Linked DNA regions of Homo sapiens: region 2 is linked to region 1. A link is an interaction called in ENCODE POLR2A ChIA-PET data of the cell type or tissue named here. Cell type or tissue: OCI-LY7. All regions are shown on one strand. Links, peaks and the distances in the headings refer to the core of each region. The heading gives the core; the rest is flanking DNA.

The links. Peaks named below come from ENCODE experiments on the same cell type or tissue, not always from the same donor. Only the 100,000 strongest peaks of a DNase experiment are listed, where the experiment ranks them.
Region 2: POLR2A ChIA-PET joins it to region 1 with 7 read pairs; 1 of 35 experiments calls an interaction of 5 or more read pairs at or near these places.

Annotation. Positions count from the first base shown.
Region 1 is chr7:101,739,850-101,749,805 of GRCh38, reverse strand. No RefSeq gene overlaps it. Among named protein-coding and RNA genes, the nearest start is that of CUX1, 73 kb to the left of the region's middle. RefSeq lists enhancers at 4,817-5,337, 5,966-6,909, 8,393-8,462, 8,583-8,662 and a silencer at 5,967-6,086. In OCI-LY7, for the core only: CTCF peaks have their summits at 6,251 and 6,456; DNase peaks (open chromatin) are centred at 5,065, 5,595, 6,015, 6,275 and 2 weaker places; H3K4me3 peaks cover 2,452 bases; H3K27ac peaks cover 3,781 bases.
Region 2 is chr7:101,976,807-101,986,762 of GRCh38, reverse strand. The region is part of intron 2 of CUX1 (cut like homeobox 1); the gene reads right to left. Among named protein-coding and RNA genes, the nearest start is that of CUX1, 160 kb to the right of the region's middle. RefSeq lists enhancers at 1,322-1,481, 806-1,718, 4,742-4,851, 4,882-5,001, 7,529-8,170. In OCI-LY7, for the core only: no CTCF peak of the experiment used is centred there; DNase peaks (open chromatin) are centred at 3,166, 3,442, 4,752 and 5,471; H3K4me3 peaks cover 2,212 bases; H3K27ac peaks cover 3,924 bases.

The sequences.
Region 1 (9,956 bases), core at 2,625-6,624:
GTCCACTAAAGCATTACCACCCCCCCCACCTTGCAGGCATTTTAATGTCTTGGCTACCTCTTGGAGGCTCCCTCTGTCCATTGGGGGTTGGAGGCCACATCCACTAAGTCAGAGCCTCTGTCTTTTCAGCAGAGCCAGGCAGGGACTGCACCCAGGTGGCCCACAGCACCAGCAGACAGCGGCTTCAACTACCCTCCATCCACTGGAAAGGGACTTGTGGGGAGTATGCGGGGAGCACAGGTGGGGGACCAGGGGAACTGGAGGGACCAGATATCTGGAGGCCTGTGGGGTGGGCAGGGGTTAGAGGACATCCTTTGGAGGGGGTCTAGACGGAGATGGTTACCCACAAAGAGCAGTAGGGTGGGAGAGATCTTTTATGTTTGTTTCTATAGTTGAATGTGCCAGTTAAATCTCATTCTGTCTGCTAGTATGGCTACTTCTCAATATTTAGGAGAAATTTCTGTTTTGTTTCTCCAGCTCTATTTTAAACCTCAAGTTTCAAATCGAACTGCTGTCTCGGTGCCAGCCGCTAACAGGCAGCGACAAGGATAGAGAACTGTACACACTCAACAATCCCTTGGCTGAGCACAGTGGTTCCCGCCTGTAATCCCAGCACTTTGGGAGGCTAAGGCGGGAAGATCACCTGAGGTCTACCTGGCCAACATGGTGAAACCCCATCTCTATTTTTTTTTTTGAGACAGAGTCTCGCTCTGTCGCCCAGGCTGGAGTGCAGTGGCGCGATATCGGCTCACTGCAAGCTCTGCCTCCCTGGTTCACGCCATTCTTCTGCCTCAGCCTCCCGAGTAGCTGGGACTGCAGGCACCCGCCACCACACCCAGCTAATATTTTTTTGTATTTTTAGTAGAGACAGGGTTTCATCATGTTAGCCAGGATGGTCTTGATCTCCTGACCTCGTGATCCACCCACCTCGGCCTCCCAAAGTGCTGGGATTACAGGCATGAGCCACTGTGCCCAGCCCCCCATCTCTATTAAATATACAAAAAAAAAAAAAAAAAAAAATAGCCAGGCATGGTGGTGGGCACCTGTAATCCCAGCTACTTGGGAGGCTGAGGAGGAGAATCGCTCGAACCCGGGAGGCGGATGTTGCAGTGAGCTGAGATCGCGAGACTGCACTCCAGCCTGGGCAACAAGAGCAAAAATCCGTTTCAAAAAAAAAAAAAAAAAAAAAAAAAACCAATTCCTTGCTATGGCTTTCCAGAGTCAGGGTGAAGTTCCAGAGACCCAGGCACCTGGGCTGGAACCCCAGCCGTGCCAGGTACCCCTGGTGATCTAGGGCACATCCATTTGCCCTCCCCCCACCCGAGCCTCAGTTTCCCCATCTGTAAAGCAAAGGCAATGCATTCCTTCACTTTCTAGTTCTCAGGGGTTGCTGTGGGTGGTGAGACAGGGCCCACGAAGGTTTGCGGTGCGGGGTGGGACGCAGTAGGACCCTCATGGGGTGACTGGTGAGTACAATTGGCCATCCTTTCTCTCCAGCCTCCGTGGGGAGGTCGCCTTGACTCGCAGACTTGGCTTTGCTCCATCTGTGCACGGCTCTCTTCCCTGGAGCCTGAGTGGAATGTTTTCTCTTCCCTCCTCCTCCTCCTCCTCCTCCTCTTCCTGTGACCGTCTGTGGGATGCCTCCAGTGTCCTGGGGTCCCCCGGAGGCGGCCCGAACCCTCTCCCCGCCCAGCGCGGCCCCTCGGCCCACCAGGCTGTTTCCAATTTGAACACCATGCATCTTGTCTCTGAGATCACAGCCGCCTCTTTGATGGAACTAATGATGATCTAGGACTTTGGGGGCCCCAGACCTCCCCAAACTGAGATAAATCCTGCCTCTGTGCAGACAAGGGGCCTCCAGCCCGGCATCTGATCCCCCTCCTCCGGGCTGGACAGGGAGGGGAGGTGTCTGTGGGAGTCCCCTCCCGGCAGGCTGGGAGGGTGGTGGCTGAGTCCAGGGAGACAGGAAGAAAGGGATTTCTCTGAGGCTCCAAAGAGGGTCCCACAACCCGGTGGGGGAGGGTGGCAAGCTTGTGAAAGGGCCTCTTAGAAGGCGGTCTGATCCCATCACAACCCAGGACACAGCTGGAGCAGAAGGCAACTTACACAGGCCAGCCTGCTTCTCAGACTCAGTGCCACTAACTGTTCCTGGCACCTTGCTTGCACCGCTGGGGACGCAGGGAGGAATGACTCTAGTTTCTGCCGCCAGGAGCTCGTGATGAGGGAGAGGGATGGGTAAACCAATGACTCCAATATTGCGTATTGAGGACTGCAATGGTGAGGACCCCAGGGGCTGTGGGAGCACGGCAGATAGGACCTGACGCAGCCTGTAGAGCCTGGAAGGCTTCCTGGAGGAGGTAGCCCTGATCTGGGTCTTGCGCAGGTCCCACAATGAGCAGATGATGTGCCCTGTCCATACAGAATAAACAATAAAAAATGATACTAAACCCTATCAAGCTTGCCCAACCTGCCTTGTTTGGCTGTTGTTGTTCTGTTCTGTTTTAGGCTTTTAGCAGCCTGAAACCATGGTTTTTAGTTTCTGTCTCTAGTGACAAGCGGAAAAGAGGGATGAGGAAGGGGATTTACTGACCCAACCAGAAACAGAAACTAAGAGCCTGTGACTGTATTCTCTCCCTTGGACACCCCTGAAACCATGAAACTTACACATATGCTGAAATTAAAATACCTTCTTTCTAGATTTTCTGATCGGAAAATTTTGGATCCGTTCATCAAAGAAGCTTTATTTTATTATTATTATTATTAATTTTTGAGACTGAATCATGGTCTGTTGCACAGGCTGGAGTGCAGTGGTACGATCTCAGCTCACTGCAACCTCTGCTTCCCAGGTTCAAGTGATTCTCCTGCCTCAAGCTCCCGAGTGGCTGGGATTACAGGTGCCCGCCACCAGGCCTGGCTAATTTTTGTATTTTTAGTAGAGACAGGGTTTTACCACGTTGGCCATGCTGGTCTCGAATTCCTGACCTCAGGTGATCTGCCCTCCTCAGCCTCCCAAAGTGCTGGGATGACAGGCATGAGCCACCACACCCAGTCTATTATTATTAATATTTAGAGATGGGATCTCTGTCAACCAGGCTGGAGTGCAGCAGTGTGTGATCATAGCTCACTGCAGCCTCGAACTCCTGGCCTTAAGCGATCCTCCTGCTTCAGCCTCCCAAAGTGCTGGGATTTTAGGTGCATGCCACCATGCACTTAGCCCATTTTAAGTTTTTAAAGAAATGTGAGTTGGACTCTGGTGAGCAGCAGAAGGTGGAGGAAGAGGAAGTGAAAGGTGAAGGAGGCAGAGGAGGAGCATTGAGTGCTGGGAAGGAGGAGGCACTGGCTGGGGGCTTGCCCTGTCTAAGGAGGGGCGTCCTCCAGGAAAATCAGACTGTTCTGTCATTCATGATCTGTCCTCCAACCTCTAGGAGCATCGCCCCCACCCCTTCCATAGCCGGGGGCCTGGCTCAGAAGCACAAGGTGCTCAGAGATACCAGTGAACCCCAGGGTAACAGTCGGAGTGGGCTTCCTGGAAGGGTCTGGAAGGACACTGACTTATCACCTCATAGCGGCTCCTCACTCTTCACAAGATAAAACTAGACTTTAGAGGGCAACTGTGGTGTGGCTCACACCTGTAATCCCAGCACTTTGGGAGGCCGAGGGCCTCTTGAGGCCAGGAGTCCAGGACCAGCCTGGGCAAACATAGTGAGAACCCATCTCTAAAAAACAATTTAAAAATGAGCCAGGCATGGCAGTGCATGCCTGTAGTCCCAGCTGCTTGGGAGGCTGAGGTGGGAGGATCACTTGAGCCCAGGAGGTTGAGGTTATAGTGAGGCATGATTGTGCCACTGCACTCCAGTCTGGGTGACACAGCAAGACCCTGTCTCAAAAGCAAACAACCCAACCAAAAAACCAACAAAACCCCCAAAATCCCTCAAAGAACAAAAACCCATAATTGTCTCCCACTCCCCCCAAAAAAACAACAAGAAAACTAGACCTTGGAGTGTGGCTTCATGGGCCCCTCTTCCATCTGCCCTTAGATGGATCTTCAATAATGCCCTATCTATATCAGCTCTTGGTTGGCGTGATAGAGATAATACATTCGCTGCTCCAGAGTCACTCGTGGTTCAGGCAAGGTCAAAGAGTCACCAGGAGTCAGTCATCACCTAAGTGGTACCTCCTGCCTGGGAAATGCCTCTATCACTGCCCACCTCCAGGTACCCAGAACTCCGGCCACTACCAAGGATCACTTGAGCCCAGCAGTGTGAGGCTGCAGTGAGCTATGATCATGCCATTGCATCCAGCCTGGGTGACAGAACCACACAGCAAGACCTGGTCCCCCCTGGACCCCCACAAAAAACCCCCAAAAAACTTAAAATGAATTCATTAAAAACTTATTAAAATAAAAATTTAGCATTTAAGGCCAGGCACGGTGGCTCATGCCTGTAATCCCAGCACTTTGGGAGGCCGAGGTGGGTGGATCACTTGAGGTCAGGAGTTTGAGACCAGCCTGGACAACATGGTGAAACCTCATCTCTACTAAAAATACAAAAATTAGCCAGGCATGGTGGTGCATGACTGCAATCGCAGCTGCTCGGGAGGCTGAGGCAGGAGAATCACTTTAACCCAGGAGGCAGAGGTTGCAGGGAGCTCAGATTGCACCACTGCACTCCAGCCTGGGCGACAGAGTGAGTAAGACTTCGTCTCAAACAAATAAACAAACAAAAACAAACAAAACAAAACACAAAACCTTAGTATTTAAAATAAATAATTAAAATGGTATTCATTAAAAAGCTGAAAATCAACCCAGGCTTAATGAAAGAAAGAACTTAGTATGCGTAAAAAAAACTTTAACGAAAACTCTTAGTATTCATTTAAAAACTTTAAACCAAAACTGAATATTCACTTAAAAACTTAAAAAATGAGCTCAGGCTTAAAAAACAAAAACAAACAAACAAAAAAAGAACTCTCCGGGCTTTCTGGGGATGTAACCAAGCTGAGGTTGGGCTTACTTCCCTCCAGCAAAGGGCCCCTTTCAAACCACTTGTGGCTGAGCCATCAGACCCAGATGTGACCTCCCCCCGTCCCGTGGGGGTCAGCAGCTCACCTGGGCCCTCTCCAGCCTGCCCTCCTGCCACCCCTGTTTATGTGTGCACCTCAGGGATTCCAAAAAGGAGTTAGTGTGGGCCTGCCTCTCAGCCACCTGCTTCCACTCTTACCTACATGACTCCATTTTCTGAGCCCGGTAGCTTTTTTTTTTTTTTTTTTTTAACAGAGTCTCGCTCTGGCCCAGGTTGGAGCGCAGTGACACGACCTCGGCTCATCACCGGTTCAAGCGATGGGCTGTAGCTGGGACTACAGGCACACACCATCCCACCTGGCTAAATATTGTATTTTTAGTACAGACGGAATTTCTCCTTGTTGGCCAGGCTCGTCTCGAACTCCTGACCTCAAGTGATCCGCCCGCCTCGGCCTCCCAAAGTACTGGGATTACAGGCGTGAGCCACCACGACCGCAGAGACCCGTAGCTTTCTAAAAGAGACTCTGAGGGTGCTTTCAGTGATGACCCTTGGCAGAAACCGGAGGAAGGGCTGAAGGTGATGGGGGAGGGGCGGAGCTCTGCCTTGAGCTTTGCTGCGGAGCCAAGCCTTCCCTCCTTGTCTAGCTCTGGCACTTTGAGCAGGTTCTGTCGGGGGTATCCCTGCCCTGGAAGCCCCTCTCACCTTCCCAGGTTAGGGGTGGCGTCCCCCAGTCTCCCTGAGGGCAAGGGCTGTTCTCATTTGTTTTGGAGGCCAGCTCTGCTCAGGGCCTGGGAATACAGTAGGTGTCTAATAAATATTTGCAGCGTTGAACTCTGTGCCCAGCAGCCCCTAGCCGTTCACCAGACAGCCTTGGCCTCCGGAGAGTGGGCTTTGGGGGAGGTGGCCTGGGCCGGGGGAGGGTGTGAGAGGCCTCATGGAGGGGGGCGGGGGCGGATCCGGGGTCGCTCTGGCTCAGCCTCCGGGGCCGTCCCCGCTGCCTTTGCAGAAGGCGCCTCCGCTGTGGCTCTTCCCCCTGGGCTGGAGCCAGAGCCTAGCGCACCCGGAGGAGGAGGAGGAGGAGGACGAGGAGGAGGAGGAGGCGGCGGCGGCGGCTGCGTTGCCGTCTGTGCCCATCACCTGAGCTGCACCGGGCGGGGAGGATAACAATTATTGGGAGAGGTTTGAAAAAAAAATCATTATCAAATAACTACAGCTTGCAAAAGTTGGCGGGCGGAACGGAAAACGCGGGCTGGATCGCTCTGGGGACGCCGCCGCCGCTCCCGAGCAGCTCCGCGGTAGCCAGAAATGGAAGGACGTACATCTGCAACGCATTTGTGCGAGGTTCACCTTGGAGACCGCGCTGCTGGATGCAGGCGGCGAGTTCACGCGAAAGGAAAAACTCTTTTAAGAGGGATTTCTCCTTGGGGGACCCTGCCCGGCACGCGCGGCGGGGAAGGGCGCCCCCTGCCAGGCGCGCGCGTGGAGCTGGGACGCTCCGATGGGGTGGGGGCCGCTTCTCTGAGCCTCAGTTTCTCAGTCTGTCCGAGGACTTGTACAGATTCGTGGCTGGCCTTGCAGGACCCTTCCAGTGGGGATATTCTTTTATTATTTTTATTTTTTATTTATTATTTTGTTTAGATGGAGTCTCATTCTTGTCGTCCCAGCTGGAGTGCAGTGGCACAATCTCGGCTCACTGCAACCTCCGCTTCCCGGGTTCAAGTGATTCTCCTGCCTCAGCCTCTCGAGTAGCTGGGATTACAGACCCCCGCCGCCATGCCCGGCTAATTTTTGTATTTCTAGTAGAGGGGTTTCACCATGTTGGCCAGGCTGGTCTTGAACTCCTGGCCTCAAGTGACCTGTCCGCCTAGGCCTCCCAAAGTGCTGACATTACAGGCTGAGCCACTGCGCCCAGCCTCCAGTGGGGATAGTCTAAGAATCTTCTTATTTCTGGCACCAGGTCCCGATGGAGGTAGAGGTACCAGCCCTTAAGGTACCAGGACCTGGTCATCGCATTCCCAGCCCTGTTTACATTCTAGGGTGCTGCGGGTACGTGATGGTCTAAGGAAGATCAAATCCACTTTCCACTTCTCAGGGCCCTGCCGACAAGTGCAACGGTTTGTTCCTTCTCAGGGGAGGAGGGGACCCCTGTCCCCCTTCTCAGGGGCAGTTCCATCCATTCTCACCTCTTGGGTCTTCAGTGTGCACCTCCCACAGCTCACAGACATCCCTGTCTCCCCTAAACCCCTTTGCCGTGACGCCCACCGCCCATCCACCTTCCCCCGCGGGCTTCCTTCTCAGAGTGGTCAGTACGTAGTCTAGTGTCCACATCTTCCTCCCTGCAGTCACTTTGAAGGTGGCCCAAGCTTCAGGGCCCCCCTCCTTCTCCAAACACGGCTGGGCCTCTGGGCTTTTTGGAGTTAGAAAAGGGGAGGGGGGCTGTGGGGAGCGAGAGGTGCAGGAGTGAAGTGTGGGGACCCTTCCTGGGACCCCTCACCCTCACACACACACCACCCCACTTGCCTAAGACAGGCACAACTGGAGCCATCTTGAGACCCAGAATTCCTCTCCAGGTTATGGTGTTTCTCACGGTCCTTGCCCACCAGGAGATAGAAAGTTCTGGAAAGATGCTGTTGGAAAGGTGAAGCTAGAAGCACGGCCTCTTTGCACAGGCTATGCTTTAAGTACTCATAACTGGCTCACATCTACTGAGCCATCACTGTGTACCAAGCACTGTTCTAACGTTTTATTTTTATTTTATTTTTTATTTTTGAGACAGAGTCTTCCTCTGTTGCCCAGGCTGGAGTGCAGTGGCATGATCTCAGCTCACTGCAACCTCTGCCTCCGCCCCCTCTCAAGTGATTCTCCTGCATCAGCTTCCTGAGTAGCTGGGATTACAGGTGCCAGCCACCACACCCAGCTAATTTTTGTATTTTCAGTAGAGATGGGGTTTCACCATGTTGGCCAGGCTGGTCTCGAACTCCTGACCTCAGGTGATCCACCTGCCTTGGCCTCCCAAAGTGGTAGGATTACAGGTGAAATGTTTTAAATGTGTTGTTTTGAAGAGACAGGACCTCCCTCTGTTGCCCAGGCTGGAGTGCAGTGGCGCAATTATGGCTCACTGCAGCTTGAAACTCCTGGGCTCAAGTGATCCTCTCTCCTCAGCCTCCCAAGTAGCTGGGACTACAGGCTTGTGTAGCCACGCCTGGCTAACTTTATAATTTTTTATAGAGTGGGATCTCACTATGTTGCCCAGGCTGATCTCAACTCCTGGCCTCAAGTGATCCTTCTGCCTCCACCTCCCAAAGTGCTGGGATTACCAGTTTAAGCCACCACGCCCAGCCACCAACTCACTTTCACTTGGCTAAATCGCGCCCTGTTTGGAAGACGGAGCCTGAAATTGGCAGGAGAGCTGGATGTGGCCATGGTCCTTCACTGCCCAGGGCGTGCTTGTCCCATCCAGCCTGTACTCCTGTGGCTGTGTGGATGACCAAGGGCTCACCTGGTCTTGCTTTTCTTCACCTCACTCTTCCCAAGAGGCTGGTTCTGACACTAACAGTCACCCATTGGTAAACAGCCCAGCACCAAAAGCCCCTAAGAACCTTCAGATAAGAGACATCCCTTGGGGGAAGGAAGAAAAAAAAAACACAACCTAACAGGAAGCCAAGTGGGTAAACGGTTACTTGCATGATTCTAAAGCCTGCATGTTTCTTCCCCAGGCGAGAGAGACTGAGCCTTTCACTCTCAGAGCCAGCTTGGCCAGAGTCTCAGAAGCAAGGTCTCTGTGCACCTTGGGGCTGTTGGCAGGGCTGAGGAGAGGAGTAACCAAATCATGGGTCTGGGAGAGAAATTTCCTCCGATGCTTTTCTGGCTCCTACCTAGAGAGTTCTCTCACTTCTGAGAGGTATCCTGTGAGGGCACAGTGGACAGGAGCAGAGACCTGGGGTCAGGCAGGCCCAGCACAGAGATGCCTAATGCCCTTGGGAAGTCACTTGACCTTCCCGAATCCACCTTTTTTTTTTTTTTTTTTTTGAGTTGGAGTCTCACTCTGACACCCAGGCTGGAGTGCAGTGGTGCAATCTTGGCTCACTGCAGCCTCCGTCTCCTGGGTTCAAGCAATTCTCCTGCCTCAGCCTCCCAAGTACCTGGGATTATAGGCATGTGCCATCATGCCCGGCTAATTTTTGTATTTTTAATGGAGATGGGGTTTTGCCACGTTGGCCGGGCTGGTCTCGAACTCTTGAGCTCAGGTGATCTGCCCACCTTGGCCTCCCAAACTGCTGGGGTTACAGGCATGAGCCACTGCACTGGGCCCCGAGTCTTCCTTTTAAACCATGAAACGGGGATTGCCCAGGTGTGATGGCTCACATTTATAATCTCAGCTCTTTGGGAGGCCAAGGCAGGAGGATCGCTTGAGGCTAGGAGTTCCAGACCAGTCTGGGCAACATAGCGAGACCTCGTCTCTACAAAAAATAACAATTAAAAAATTAGCCAAGTGTGGTGGCGTGTGCCTACAGTTCCAGCTACTTGGGATGCTGAGGCTGGAGGATGGCTTGAGCCCAGGAGTTGGAGGCTGCAGTGAGCTATGATCACACCACTGCATTCCAGTCTGGGCAACAGAGCAAGACCCTGTCTCTAAAAACCAAACACAAAAAGCCAAAAAACAAAGCTAAAACAACCCCTAGAGGTGTGATCAAAGGGCTGGGGAGGAGGGAGAGAGGAGGAGCTTCCCCAGGGGAGACTTCATCACCAAACTCTGTACCTGCAGGCACCTTGTCCTGCCCTGGAGGTGGGGGTTGGTGAACCGGAAACCCATGACTCACTCCCTCCCTGCCCAGCCAGGCCTGGACAGCTGTGCAAACAGACTGAGGAAGGGGCTTCCAGGCCACACTCTGTGCCTCTCCTCCTCCTCCTCCTCCTCCTCTTCCTCCTCCCTGGAGT
Region 2 (9,956 bases), core at 2,933-6,932, 240 kb before region 1:
CTGGTCTCCTTATGCCAACTCAATGGTCCTTACGGTCCATTTCCTCTCGTCTCCAAACCACCACCAGTTAACACTTGGTTCTGTGCGAGAGCTGGAAGACAAGCCGAGGGAGGGCATGCCTCCAGGCAGCAGAGCCCACGGGAAAAGGGCTCAGAGCTCATCCCCATTCCTTTACAGAGGCTCTGTCACTCACCAACACAGCGATGGGCCTGGGGAGCCTGCAACCCTCATCCTCCTTGGGAAGATTAAGTAAAAGGACACAGTGCCGCCTGTAATAGGCATTCAGGAAGGGCTGCCAGCTCTCTCTTAAGTGAGTCATGAGACGAACAGGTTTCTTATTCAATTAACTGAGAGCTCATTTCTGTAACATTTTCTTTCCTTATGGAAAAGAGCCTTGTATTCTAAATAAATACATATCTTGAAAACAAGCTCTTGGGTCACAGCCCAAAAAAGGAAAAACACTAAATTCCACACTCCTCTTAGGGGAGACAGACCTACTGATCTCACCGATGAAATGTGACAAAAATATGAAGATCCGACCCCAGTGCCTCGTTACCAATTCCATCTCTTGTTGTTAACACTTGTGCAAAATTACACCTTAAAACCAGGACCGGTTTCTATCTGTAAGCGTTCCTGAATTGTCTGTGAGGGGCTCTTTACAGTGGTGTTAAATTTCACCAGCTTAACAACTCCAGGCTTCTGACAGACAGATCTGGGGCAGCCCAGGTCCCCGCAGTCAGAAGCGGCAGGTCTCAAAGGCCAACAAAACAGAGACACTCTGGAAGGGTTCCTGTTTCAGGTACCTTGCTGCCATTGAAGCTGCGTTCCTTTAAAACCTTCTGGAAAGTAAATTTCTGCAACCTTAATGCACTGCCTGTCTAAAGAACCCCTGTGGGAACTCCCTCTGAAAAACAAGGAAGCTTTTGTAACGTCAAGAATCACACCACATCAATCTGCTTTGTAATTTTCGTTACACCATTACCTGGCAGACACTGACACCATACCCGGCACTGGGCTCAGTGTTGTGTTAGAGGGATGGTTTTACTGAATCCTCAAAACAGGGTGGTGGCTTTTGCTCTTATGCACATTTTACAGATGAGGAAACTGAGATGTGGGAATTTGGGAAACTTCCCCCAAAGTGGCCCAGCCACCTGGCTCCGGAGTCCAAGCTCTTAACCTCTCCACTGCAGGGCAACTGCAAAAATCTGGCAACAAGTCTCCACGGCATTCTCCTGGTTGTTCTAGGAAGATGTGGAGTTTGCAGCACGGCATGGTGTCAAACAGCCACATGCACAGCAGTCCTGCAGGCACTACCTTGCAGCTGCCACCATGATCGTGGACAGAACGCTCCTCTTGGCCCCAGGTACTGACACCATGCCAGGCTAGCTACATTTCCCCAGTTTCCCTGAACCCCCAGGGCCTGTCTGTGTCTCCCCCACAGGGCAGGAAACCCCTTCCTCCAGAGGCTGATCTCCCCGCACGACCCCCCTCTCCCGTCTGCAGAGCAGCTCAGAACCAAAGGTGAAAGTATCTGAAAGCCAAGACTATAGCGTGTATACACATAGCAATTTGTTACTGTGAGAAACCATCTGTTTCTCGGTATTACAATCCTCAGAGGGCAAATTATAGCTAGCGTTCAACATAAAACATCAATTTAAACCATCAACTATTCATAATTTCAATTCTTTATTGGAAACCAAGGACATAAATGTCAGGGAATAAAGCAATATTTCTTTTATTAACTATTCCATTCATCTGGCTATTAAATAAAACCAGGGCCCCAATAAATGGCAGGAGTCCTTGCCTGAGAGCCACACCAAATAGCTCTATAATTCTCAGACGTTTTAAAACAACGAAAACTGCATTATTTGAAAAGTTAGAAACTTTAATATATAATAAAATTAAGATTAATGCGATCTTAATACCTTGCAAAACTGTTTGCCATGCCCTCGTATTCATATATTTCTTCTTGCGCGGTTTATTTTTAACAGTGCTCATTTTGTACTGAGAACGTGCTGTTTTTTACGACTGAGTTTTGCGAACGCCAGCCACCTCCAGCATTTTTCACTGACATCTAGTTTTCCCAGGCTGATGTTCCCTCCCGACTGCCCATCTGCGCTTGTGCCAGGAGGGATGCCATCATCCAAGCACAACCCAGGGTGTGGGTGGCCTTCAGAGCTCAGTCCTGCAGGACTTGCACCCAACAGCTCGCCTGAGAGTGCAGGGCAGGTTCTCACTGCAAGCACTTTTTTTTTTTTTTTTTTTTGCCGGAGAACAATCTGAGCGTTCAAAAATGAAATCTACGAAGCACGGAAGAGAATATTTACACCGTCCTTTGTGTACTAGGCTGTATATCGAGGTTTTTATCTACATTGTCCCACGACAATCTTACAGGGTGGGTACACTTTACAGATCATCAGGATGCAAGTTTGGAAAGGTGAGTCAGCCACTGGTCCCATCCATAGGAGGCACACCCATGTGTTCAACAATGAGGAAATAAAGAGAAATAAAACATGGGCCCATATTCAATGCCTGACAGTCTAATAGCCATGATGGACACTGACACACTTTGGACATCTGTCCCCTAACACACACACACACACACACACACACATATATATATGTGTGTGTGTATATATATATATATATATATATATATATATATATATATATTTTTTTTTTTTTGGGGGGGGACAGAGTCTTGCTCTGTCACCCAGGCTGGAGTGCAGTGGTGCAGTCTCAGCTCTGTCACCCAGGCTGTAGTGCAGTGGCACAATCTCAGCTCACTGTAACCTCTGCCTCCCGGGTTCAAGCGATTTTCCTGCCTCAGCCTCCTGAGTAACTGAGATTACAGGTACATGCCACCACACCCGGCTAGTGTCCCCTCCAAATTTCATGTTGAAATGTGATCCCCAGTGTTGGAGGTGGGGCCTGGTGGGAGGTGTTTGGGCCATGAGGGCAGATTGCTCATGAATGGCTTGGTGCCCACCTCCTGGTAATGAGTGAATTCTTGCTCTGAGTTCTTGTGAGATCTGGTTGTTTAAAAGAGTCTGGGACCTCCCCCTTCTCACTCTCTCTCTCCCCATGTGATATGTCAAGTCCTCTTTGCCTTCCATCATGACTGGAAGCTTCCTGAGGCCTCACCAGCAGCAGATGCTGGCGTCATGCTTCTTGTACAACCTGCAGAACCATGGGCCAAGTAAACCTCTTTTCTTCATAAATTACTCAGCCTCGGGTATTTCTTTATAGCAATGCAAATGAACTAACAGACTCACACATAATTGTTCACTGCAGTCAGTGGCCATGGGCCCAGGGCACCCCAGGGTGGGCACAGAGGAAAAAAACTGAACCACCTCATGCCACCGAGGGAGGAACCACTGGTGGGAGGATGGGAGGGGTGTTAGAGAAGTTTCCTGGGGCTGGAGACCACACCTGGGCTGAGGTTTATGCAAATAGCTGCTTTTGTCTTTCTTTTTCTAAGAGGTTGTCACCCAAAGAATAATTATTTTATGGAGACCAAATATAACAGCATTAAAGAAAGATCTTATATTCAAAACACGTATATGCCCATCCCACATCCCCAGCAGAACTTTTTCTTTTGGTCACACAGCCAATGACATAAACATCTCCGTCCTTCTGAACAGCACTGGTGATTTTACATTTTAGTGGCTGTATAATATTCCTTCCTGTTGAGGTGGGCCGTCAGGAACTGTTGGGTGAATGAATGAATGACTAGTGCTTTCCTTAGGCACAGGACGTGGACACTCACAAAGCGCTTAGACCCACACCTCTGTGGGTGTCCTGACACCACCCAGAAAGGGGATTGATTAAAACTGTCCCTGTTGGGGAAGGAGAACATCACACACCGGGGCTTGTCATGGGGTGGGGGGAGGGGGGAGGGATAGCATTAGGAGATATACCTAATGTAAATGACGAGTTAATGGGTGCAGCACACCAACATGGTACATATATACATATGTAACAAACCTGCACGTTGTGCACATGTATCCTAGAACTTAAAGTATAATAAAAAAAAAAAAGTCCCTGTTGGCTCACACCTGTAATCCCAGCACTTTGAGAGGCCGAGGCAGGCAGATCGTTTCAGGCCAGGAGTTCAAGACCAGCCTAACCAACATGGTGAAACCTCATCTCTGCTAAAAATACAAAAATTAGCCGGGCATGGTGGCCCGCATCTGTAATCCCAGCTACTCAGGAGGCTGAGGCATGAGAATCACCTAAGCCTGGGAGGCAGAGGTTGCAGTAAGCCAAGATCACAACACAGTACTCCAGCCTGGGCGACAGAGCAAGACTCCATCTCAAACAAAAAAGAAAAAAAGAAAAAAAAAAGAAATTTAAAAACTGTCCCTGTTTTGCAGGTGAGGAAATTCAGGAGACCCAGTGACTTGTCCTCCTGTCTCTTGCACTAATTCTAAAGCTGCTGCCCTAGCTCCTGGCCTTCCCTACCAGCTCATAACACCTTGGTGAGAAAAACGAGGCAGCAGGGCACACTCAACTTTTCTCACTTACAGTGGAAGATGTCAGCAGTCACAGCTATGGAGGAAGAGAAAGCTCTCAGGGGAAACTACTTTTTACTGCTATGTTATTGGTCAGGGCTGAGTCATACATTTCAGCCTGCAATGCAGGTAGAGGGAAACTCTAGCAATCAACAGGCAAGAAAATACCTGCCAAGATCGACTTGGACAACCTCATGGGTTTGGTTTTCTTTCTTCCCTTTTCTGCTTGCTTATTTTAGGCCATCTTGGTGAATACAGAAAGCAACAGTTAATTTTCCCTCCCACTTATGTGGCTGAGCGAAACCTCCCTGGTTTTATTAGAGTCAAGACTTGAAACCTGGCCAGGTGCGGTGGCTCACGCCTGTAATCCCAGCACTTTGGGAGGCCAAGGCGGCAGATCACTTGAGGTCAAGAGTTCAAAACCAGCCTGGCCAACATGGTGAAACCCCGTTTCTTCTAAAAATACAAACATTAGCTGGGCGTGGTGGTGCTTGCCTGTAATCCCAGCTACTCAGGAGACGGAGGCAGGAGAATCGCCTGAACCAGGGAGGCGGAGGTTGCAGAGCCGAGATCGCACTGCTGTACTCCAGCCTGGGCGACAGAGCGAGACTCCGTCTCAAAAAAAAAAAAAGACTTTAAACTTCAGAGCCTCTGACATTTGCATTCACGATTCAAACACCACTGGGGAATGCCTGGGATATCATTTTAATAAGCACATTATCTGTAAAAGAGAGTGGCTAAGACTCACATTGCCAGCCTGGGAATGGCTGGCCACTCTCTGTGGCCACCAATTGGCTATTCCACGTAGCCCAGGCCACACTGAGTGCCCTGAACTGAGATTTATCATTCACTCTACAAATAATTTCAGTACCTGCTACATGCCAGCCACTCTTTCATTCACAAAAAAGAAGACATGTTTTTGAATTCAGGCAACTTACATCCTCATGCGGCAAGACAAGTAAGAAACAAACACATACTATGTCAGGAGAGAGGAACTGTGGTAGAAAACGTCCTGCAAGGGAAAGTGAGGCGTGTGTATAGGTTGGGGGAGGAGGGGGCCGGGGACACAGTACTGGCTCAGGATTCACAAAACGGGGGGTATTCATGTCAGGACCTCTCCCTGTTCAGGAGCTATGCCAAAAGAGGCCTCTCCCTAGGTCATCTCCCTAGGCAAGCCTGATGTCCACAAATTCATTTTTCCATTTATTATTTTTGCAATTAATTGCAAAAACCACAATGACTTTTGCACCAAACTAAATATTGCCTGAAATTTCCAAAGACGCAGCATGTGACTCGGTAGCTAAAGGGGGAAAGAGCATCCCTAGAGTTAAGTTCCCAGGACATTGAACTCAAAGGCCAGATTCAGAGAGAGGAGTCAGGAAGCGCAGGTGCTGTGTTCGGGAGAAAGTCCCACGGGGTGTGGGGCACTGTGGCTTCCAGGTACATCCGTGCGGACGGCGGGCTGGTTCTCGGGGCCTTCAGGAGCCCTGTTCTTGGGCCGGGGGTCACAGAGTTAGGAGACGGCTGGCTGGCTGAACAGTTACAAGCTGGCCTAGAGCAGAAGAAGGTGGTTTATGTCACCGCACTCTCCCCTGAGTCAGAAGCGGGAGAGGTGTCTCCAGGGTCTGCCTGAGTGAGAACCAATCTGCCACCTACTTTGGATTGTGTCATTTTTCACTCAAGTGCCAGGTAGAGAACTGGTCAGATTCTTCAAAATGAAGATTTTTATTGTTTTAATTGGAAACAGGGTCTCCCTCTGTCGCCCAGGCTGGACTGCAGTGACACAATCACAGCTGACTGCAGCCTCGACCTCTCGGGTGGAGCAATCCTCCCACCTCAGCTTCCCCAGTAGCTGGGACCACAGGTGCATGCCACCATGCTCAGCTACTTTTTAAACATTTTTTTTGGAGAAACAGGGTCTTGCTATGTTGCCCAGGCTGGTCTCGAACTCCTGGGCTCAAGCAATCCTCCCACTTTGGCCTCCCAAAGTGCTGGGATTCCAGGTGTGAGCCCCCACACCCAGCCTGAAGGTTCTTCTTCTGTAAGATCCTGAGTAGTGGCATCACTGCCCTGGGGACCCTCTGTTGAGAATAATATTCATCACAACCTCCCTGGCCCAGAATGACACTGCAGGGCACTGCTCCCTAAGCCCGGTGCTGGCTGGGAGCCCTTCCAGAAACAGCTCAAGGGTAGGGCCCCGCTCTCCGCACTCTGTCACCCAGCCCTGGGCCTGTACTCATACTCACAGCGCTGGAAACAAAGTTCCTGAATAACAGACGAAGAAATAAAACACCCAGCCGGACACGGTGGCTCACGCCTGTAATCCCAGCACTTTGGGAGGCCAAGGCGGGTGGATCACCTAAGGTCAGGAGTTCGTGACCAGCCTGGCCTGTTAACATGGTAAAACCCTATCTCTATTAAAAATACAAAAATTAGCTGGGCATGGTGGTGGGCACCTGTAGTGCCAGCTACTCGGGAGGCTGAGGCATGAGAATTGCTTGAACTCAGGAGGTGGAGGTTGCAGTGAACCGACATTGTGCTACTACACTCCAGCCTGGATGACAGAGCAAGACTCCGTCTCAAAAAAAAAAGAAAAAAGAAAGAAAACACCTGAGCCCTGCCAAGGGGGAGCTGTCTTCCCCAAACCAACAAACCTCCTAAAGATAGCTGGGAGCCCATCCTACCAGCTCTGATTTGGGGCTGGTTTGTGAGTTACTGTTAGGAGTAAGTCCCTAGAAGTGATAAAAGATAAATCAACCCAACGTTTGATTTATAAGATATATCAGACTGATAACTAGTGACAATGTTAATCTAATTACAATTCAAAAATCTCATCACATCCATTTTCCATGCTATTTCATTAACTTGGGCTTTTGCCAACAATTCAACATTTTAAGCGTGACCGAATTCACGCTTCATTCCTTCGGTGTGGGTGATGACCTGCTCCAGGGTGAGGGTCTCAGAGCCCCTCTTCCACCCAGTGGCCCATATGCCGGCCCTAGGGAGCCCTTTTTCTAGCCCACAATCCTTTCCCAGCATCACAGTCTAGAGCACCTCCATCTCCTGGTACTCACCTCCTGGAAGGTTTTCTGAGTGGTCAACATGTTCCCGAGAGCCTACATCTGCACTGCTTGCCCAGGATTTCTGCTTCTTGCTCATTAAATGGACACTCTTGGCTTTAAAGGTAGGGCAGGCACCAGGCGGTTAACACCAGGCAGCGCCCCTCTGGCCCCAGTAATTTGTGACCACTGGTCATTATGCTTCCCACATAGAATCCAGCCAGCCCATCAACAGATGTTTACTGTGCACCTATGATACCCCGGGCTCTGTGCCTGGGGCTGGACGTACGCCGTGAAGTGGCCTGAAAGTGCTCTCATGGGAATGGCATTCTAGGAGGGAAAGGTAGACAGAGATGGAAATGACACACCAGGCAATGTGTGACAGGAAGAGCACAAGTAGCTGGAATTCCGGGTGAGCCAGGTGGAAGAAAGTGGAAGAAGCCACGGGGCGCAGAGGAGGAGGACAGAGGCTAGGCAGGTTCAAGGGTGAAGACCGGGGCTAGAGGGGCCGTGGCCCAGCCAGTGAGGGCGACGTGGGGTCACAGAATGTGGAAGGTTGGATGGAAAGACATCAGAGGGTCTAGCAGGGAGACGGAAAGATCTGAACTGCATTCGTTAGAAATAAAACTGAGGCCGCTGGGGAAAGAGAATGGACAGAAGGCAGCCAAGAACGGAAGTGGTGGTGGGGTGGCCATGACAGTGGCTTGGGCCAAGGTGACAGCGTGTAGCTGGGAGCCCAGGTGTATCCAGGAGGAAGGACGGGCTTGCTGGTGGACCAGGCATGTCGGGGGAGAGGAGGGGGAGCCCCAGGGCACACCTAGGTTTTAGCCTGAGCAGCCCCTGGGTGGTGACGCCATTTCCCGAGGTGACAGGGGGACTGGGATTGGTGGTGCAGGCGGTGTGTGTGGGAGGGGTCAACAGTTCTCTTTTGAAGCCATGTGAAGCCGGAGATGTCTTTCCAAGTAGAGATGTTGAATATTCAGTTGAATATTTGGGTTAATATAAATATAGACGCCATCCTTCTGTGGATGGTATTTTAAGCCACGAGAGTCGATGGGATCCCCTGAGGACAGGGTCTTGTAGATATCAAAGGGCAGGTCCCCGAGACTTATGTGCCCTCTAACCTCAGGTGCAGGGCGCGAGTGGGGACCCAGCAGAGTGATGGGCAAGGTGGGCCGAACCAGGAGAGCCTGTATCTCAGACAGGGGTCAGGGAAAAAAAAAACGTTTTAAGAAGGGGAAAGTGGTCTGCTCTCAAGAGCTCAGTCACATCTCATGCTTTACTTTTCAATAATTTTCACACATTCTGCTGACCCCCCATATATAACCATGCTTAAAAAGCAAGATTGCAGCTTGAAATTCCTAGTTCTTGGCTCCTGGAAGGAGGAATCTTTTTTATTTATTTATTATTATTATTTTTTGAGCAGAGTCTCACTCTGTCACCCAGGCTAGAGTGCAGTGGTGCAATCTCGACTCACTGCAGCCTCTGCCTCCTGGGTTCAAGCGATTCTCTCAAAGGAGAATCTTTTTATGTTATTTATTTATTTTGAGCCACGGTTTCACTCTGTTGCCCAGGCTGGAGTACAGTGGCACGATCATAGCTAACCTGCAGCCTCGATCTCTTGGGCTCAAACCATTCTCTTGCATCACCCTCCCAAATAGCTGGGACTACAGGTGTGCACCATCATGCCTGGCTAAAGTTTTGATTTTTTGGTAGAGATGGGGTCTTGCTACACTGTCCAGGCTGGGGAATCCTTTTATTTAAAAATAATGGTATTTCTTCAAAGAATAGCTTCAGCTTGGACCAAACCAATTTTCCAAGACTGAACAGAGACAAGGAGGAGTGGCAGCCAATGTAGGGAATATCTGGAGCTGGAAAAAGAGCAATGTTTTAAGTAAGGGCTGGAAGGAAGTTCCTTGTGGGTTGATACATCTTCGGGAGTGGAGAGATAAAAGCGGAAATGGAAATCAGGAAGGGTGCTGGGTGCAGTGGCTCACGCCTGTAATCCTAGCACTTTGGGAGGCCGAGGCGGGAGGATCACCTGAGGTCAGGAGTTCAAGACCAGCCTGGCCAACATGGTGAAGCCCCATCTCTACTAAATATACAAAAATTAGCCGGGTGTGGTGGTACACACCTGTAATCCCAGCTACTTGGGAGGCTGAGGCAGGAGAACTGCTTGAACCTGGGAGGTGGAGATTGCAGCAAGCTGAAATCATGCCACGACACTCCAGCCTGGGTAACAAGAACGAAACTACATCTCCAAAAAAAAAAAAAAAAAAAAAAAAAAAATCAGAAAGGGAAAAGACTATTCAAATTCTAGTTACAATATCAACTAAATGGAATAAAGTCAAATTTAAATCTCGGGAAGTTGGAGCTACTTTTG